Linked DNA regions of Homo sapiens: region 1 is linked to region 2. A link is an interaction called in ENCODE POLR2A ChIA-PET data of the cell type or tissue named here. Cell type or tissue: PC-9. All regions are shown on one strand. Links, peaks and the distances in the headings refer to the core of each region. The heading gives the core; the rest is flanking DNA. Region 1 overlaps OSBPL9 (oxysterol binding protein like 9). Region 2 overlaps EPS15 (epidermal growth factor receptor pathway substrate 15).

Region 1 (3,028 bases), core at 309-2,808, 270 kb before region 2:
GTAGTGCAGAAAACGACTAACCCAGAAAATATGGCACTTGGGCATGGTGCTTTTGAAAATTGAAAGGCCTTAGAAATAAAACTTAGGATCAAGGTCCCTCTAACCTTGTCTTGTTTCTCCCTGACCCAGCGCCGGGAGAGACTCTCTGGCATTTCCTTATCTGACCAAAAAAGCATCTTACCAAAAAAACCACAATTGTCTTCTATCCCCTTTCTGAAATCTCATTATCTATCACAGAAAAGAAGACTGAGAAATGCAACTACACCTGGATGGACTTTTCTGTCTCCTTGATTCATTCATTCCCCCCAGTAATCATTTAGTACCCTTTAAAAGAATTGTCTACACTCCCCATCTCCTCCGTCCCCTGTGAAAAAGGGTATATAAATTACTGTACTCCATTAGGGGGTTGGGGTAATCACTCCATAACTCCCCCTCCCCCATGCACATTAATAATTTTTTTTTTTTGAGATGGAATATGGCTCTGTCGCCCAGGCTGGAGTGCAGTGGCACAGTCTTGACTCACTGCAATCTCCAACTCCCAGTTTCAAGCAATTCTCCTGCCTCAGCCTCCCAAGTAGCTGGGACTACAGGCGCACACCACCACACCCAGCTAATTTTTGTATTTTTAGTAGAGACAGGGTTTCACCACGTTGGCCAGGCTGGTCTCAAACTCCTGATCTCAGGTGATCCACCCACCTCAGCCTCTCAAAGCACTGGGATTACAGGCATGAGCCACTGCACCGAGCCACATTAGTGAATTTGTATGCCTTTTCTCCTATGAATCTGCCTTTTGTCAGTTGCATTTCAGCGAACCTCCAAAGGCCAAGAAGTTTTCCCTTTGGCCTGCCCATACAGTTTCACACTGTACAGGGTGGCAGCCTACCACATGGACTAGGTATGTAGTAAACTATATGATCTAAGTTTGTGTAAGCCCACTTTATGACATCCACACAATGATAAAATCACCTAACAAATTTCTCAGAAGATATCTCCCCACACTCCTGCCCCATTGTTAAGCGACCCATGACTATATTTACTGAAAAGCCACTAAGTGCCAGGCACTGCTCTAGATGCTGGAGATAAAATGATGAAGATAAATAAAGTCTCTGTTCTAATGGAACTTACATTCTATTCATACAAGACAGAAACAGACAATAAGCAAGAGAAACAAAATAAAGCAATAACAATATATGCCATGAAAAATCAAACGAGATGATTATGATAGCAACTGAGGGTGAGAGGCCTACTTTAGATGGTTTGTTATAGAAAGGCTTCTCTGAGCAGTGACATATGAATGAAAACCTGTATAAGAAGTAATCAACCATGCTAGACCTGTCCAAGACAGAAAACATTCAGAGGCCCTGAGGCAAGAACAAGTTTGAAGAACTTCAAAGGAACAGAAGAAAAGCTCAAGTGAATAGAGAGTGTTAAGCTAAGGCCGGGCATGGTAGCTCAGGCCTGTAATCCCAGCACTTTGGGAGGCCGAGGAGGGTGGATCACTTGAGGTCAGGAGACCAGCCTGGCCAACATGGTGAAACCACGTCTGTACTAAAAATACAAAAATTAGCTGGACATGGTGGCACGCACCTGTAATCCCAGCTACCCAGGAGCCTGAGGCAGGAGAATTGCTGGAACCCAGCAGGCAGAGGCTGCAGTGGGCCGAGATCACGCCACTGCACTCCAGCCTGGGCAACAGAGCAAGGCTCCATCTCAAAAAAAAAAAAAAAAAGAAAAAAAGAAAGATAAATTGAAGCAGATCACAAAGTCATAGTAAAGTCATAATAAAAAATTTAGATATTTTTCTTTTTCTCTTTTCTTTTTTATTTTTTTGAGATGGAGTCTTGCTCTGTCGCCCAGGCTGGGGTGCAGTGGCGCAATCTCAGCTCCCTGCAACCTTCACCTCCCGGGTTCAAGCAATTCTCCCACCTCAGCCTCCCAACGTATTGAAATTACAGGCACGAGCCACTGCACCAGGCCAGCGTAGGAATTTTAACTTCCCAAAGCCAGATGACTGAGATCTTATTAAATAAAGATGAAGAAAAAATGTTATCTTTTGTTCATTTGCCTCTTGAAGAAATACAATACAAAATGGTACAATAACTTACACAGAAAAATCTTAAAATGCTTTTAGGTTGTAGAATATCATGTATAAAATGATTCCATTTATATAAAGTACACAGATGTGTATTTGTGCATAAAGAGTTGTTAGGAAAGCTATTCTCCAAAACACAGATAAGTAGGATTTCAGGTGTGACTTTTCTTCCTTCTACTGTATAGACCTTTCACTATAGTTTGACTCTTCTTTTAAAAATTTAGAGTAATACTGCAATAGTCCTTTCCAAAAAAAAAAAAAAATTGAGAGTAGGCCTTCATTAGTACAGTGGTAGAAAAATAATTAAGAGTACAATGTCATCTCTTCAAGAACAGTAAAACAATTTTTAAAGCTGTAAAAGAGTAACCAGTGTCATCAAATGCTATGGAGACAGTGCTAAGATTAAGAGCGAAAAAAGCACCCATTGGGTTTAGCAACAAAGCTATCACTGGGGACCTCTGCTGGAATTTTCAGTGAAATGTGGAGGTAAAAAAGAGTGCTGTCGAGTAAATGCAAGATGGACTAACAGAGACAGGCATTTCAATACACAAATGTATATTGAGGAAGACAGGTTAGGATGATATTTTCAAAAAAAAAACAGAATTAGGAGAGACATTTTTCAAAGTAGGAGAGATGAACATGTTAATACATTAATGAAAAAGTCAGTCCATCCTAAAATTCATATGTAAATTCAAAGGATCCAGAATAGCCAAAACTATCTTGAAAAAGAACAAAGAAAGTTAGAAGATTTACATTTCCCAATTTCAGAACTTACTACAAAGCTACAGTAATTGAGACAGTATAGTACAGGCGTAAGTACAGACAAATAAGTCAATGGAATAGAACTGACAGTCTAAATACAAATCTTCACATTTATGGTTAGTTAACTGCCAACAAGAATGCCAAAACAATTCAATGGAGAAAGAAGTCTTTCCA
Region 2 (2,721 bases), core at 222-2,721:
TGATTTTGGAAATAGATCTAGTGGCCAGGTAACTCTGCCTAATATTTCCCTCCTCAGTGTAGCATTGGGCCATTCAACCAATTGCTTTATTCCTGCAGCTGTTTCTAGTTAGAAGGGAGGTAGTCAAGAATCTGCATGCAGGCCGGGCGTGGTGGCTCACGCCTGTAATCTCAGCATTTTAAGAGGCCAAAGTGCTTTAAGCACCTGTAGTCCCAGCTACTTGGGGGGCTGAGGTGGTGGAGGTTGCAGTGAGCTGTGATCATGCCACTGTACTTCAGCCTGGGTGACAGAGCCAGACCCTGTCTCCAAAAAAAAAAAGAATCTGCATGCAACTAAGACGACTGAGCTCCCAGCTTTTGAATCTGTACTCTAAGTTCTGGTGGCTTCTCTTGACTATGAAGGAGCAAAATAGGAATCAATATTTTGAATATTGTAAAAATGGAGTGCCAGAATTATACTGATTTTTTTTTTTTTTTGAGATGAGTTTTGCTCTTATTGCCCAGGCTGGAGGCGCGATCTTGGCTCACCACAACCTTCACCTCCCAGGTTCAAGCAATTCTCCTGCCTCAGCCTCCCGAGTAGCTGGGATTGCAGGCATACCCACCACACCTGGCTAATTTTGTATTTTTAGTAGAGACGGGGTTTCTCCATGTTGGTCAGGCTGGTCTTGTACTCCTGATCTCAGGCGATCCACCGGCCTCAGCCTCTCAAAGTGTTGGGATTACAGGTGTGAGCCATCGCGCCCAGCCTTACTTAACTTTCCTTTTTTTTTTTTTTTTTTTTAAAGACAGAGTCTTGCTCTGTCGCCAGGCTGGAGTGCAGTGGCGTAATCTCAGCTCACTGCAACCTCCACCTCCCAGGTTCAAGCAATTCTCCTGCCTCAGCCTCCCAAGTAGCTGGGACTACAGGCACGCACCACCACACCTAGCCAATTTTTGTGTTTTTAGTAGAGACGGGGTTTCACCATGTTGGCCGGGATGGTCTCGATCCCTTGATCTTGCAATGTGCATGCCTTGGCCTCCCAAAGTGATGGGATTACAGGGGTGAGCCACCGCATCCAGCCCGACTTAACTTTCATTAGATGGAATTTGATTTGTTTCAAGCAGAGAATCAAAAATTGGCCTTTTTAGAAGGTTATAATTCTCTTAGTGTAAAATAACCCTCTGGTAGTTTGTGGCATTTAATATCTTAAGTATGGTTTTAGCAAGTCAAACTCTTGTTGGGGCCAGACGGGGTGGCTCACACCTGTAATCCCAGCACTTTGGAAGGCCGAAGCGGGCGGATCACTTGAGGTCAGGAGTGTGAGACCAGCCTGGCCAACATGGTGAAACCCCGTCTCTACTAAAAATACAAAAATTAGCCAGGCATGGTGGCGCATGCCTGTAATCCCAGCTAGGGAGGCTGAGGTGGGAGGATCACTTAAGCCCCAGAGGCAGAGGTTGCGGGAGCTGATATAGTGCCACTGTCCTCAAGCTGAGTTACAGAGCGAGACTCCGCCTCAAAAAAAAAAAAAAAAACAAAAAAAAACAAATCTGGTTGGAAGGAGTCTTGAACAACAGCTGAGGCATTTTGCTCCAAAATCTCAATATAGTATAATAAAAAACAGCTTATAATAAGAACATCTTCTTTTTTCATTGTGAAAGATGTGGTTAAGCATTACACGTTTCAAAGTTTTGCTTAATTCCCTAGGGAAAAAAACTACCATTTCAAAAGCCTGACAGTGTATTTTATTTCATCCTTTCATGAAGGATTTTCTATGTAACAAGACTTGAAACCAATTAGAATTTTTAATTTAGTATTTGCCAAGGTTGCTGTTTGGGGTAGATAAAAATATTTCCCCAACATAATAATTATGAGTGTTAAGATTTTATTTAGACTGGTCTAAAAGTTCCCAAAGCCTGGAGAAATCTTCATAATGCTTTTTGTTTTATTTTTATTTTTTTTGGCTCACTCCGTCGATCTGGCTGGAGAGCGGTGGTATGATCACAGCTCACTGCAGCCTCAACTTCCCAGGCTCAGGTGATCCTCCCAGGTAGCTGGAACTACAGATGTGCACCACCACACCTGGCTAATTTTTTTTGTAAAAACAGAGTTTTGCCATGTTGCCAAGATGAACTTCTTGAACTTCTGAGCTCAAGCAATTGGCCCACACCCACAGAACTAGGATTACAGATGTCAGCCACCATGCCTGGCTCAAAATGCTTTTTATAAAATATGATTAGGTTCTTGGGAGGCCGAGATGGGCGGATCACCTGAGGTCAGGAGTTCGAGATCAGCCTAACCAACATGAAGAAACCCTATCTCTACTAAAAATACAGGATTAGCCGGGCGTGGTGGTGCATGCTTGTAATTCCAGCTACTCGGGAGGCTGAGGCAAGAGAATCGCTTGAACCCGGGAGGCGGAGGTTGTGGTGAGCCAAGATTGCTCCATAGCACCCAGCCTGGGCAACAAGAGCGAAAACTCTGTCTCAAAAAAAAAAAAAAAAGATTAGGTTTAAATCACATCTTGCTTAGTATACCCAATACTTTAATATGATGTATAGCAAAATCAGCTTTTTTTTTTTTTTCTTGCTTCTTAGCTTTTTTACACATTAAGGGTTAGGAAACTACCAGTGGGATTAAATTAAAAATGATTTGTTGTGTGAGGGTCTCAGTAAAGTTGAAGTGGTAAATATTTTACATTACATTAGGTCAAAAAGGCTAGCCCTGTCCTGTTTTTAA

What was found. ChIA-PET counts read pairs that join two places held together with the same protein. Peaks named below come from ENCODE experiments on the same cell type or tissue, not always from the same donor. Only the 100,000 strongest peaks of a DNase experiment are listed, where the experiment ranks them.
Region 1: POLR2A ChIA-PET joins it to region 2 with 22 read pairs; 4 of 35 experiments call an interaction of 5 or more read pairs at or near these places.

What each region holds. Positions count from the first base shown.
Region 1 is chr1:51,627,386-51,630,413 of GRCh38, reverse strand. The region is part of intron 1 of OSBPL9 (oxysterol binding protein like 9); the gene reads right to left. Among named protein-coding and RNA genes, the nearest start is that of OSBPL9, 12 kb to the right of the region's middle. In PC-9, for the core only: no CTCF peak of the experiment used is centred there; no DNase peak of the experiment used is centred there; H3K27ac peaks cover 580 bases.
Region 2 is chr1:51,357,506-51,360,226 of GRCh38, reverse strand. The region is part of intron 24 of EPS15 (epidermal growth factor receptor pathway substrate 15); the gene reads left to right. Among named protein-coding and RNA genes, the nearest start is that of TTC39A, 28 kb to the right of the region's middle. In PC-9, for the core only: no CTCF peak of the experiment used is centred there; no DNase peak of the experiment used is centred there.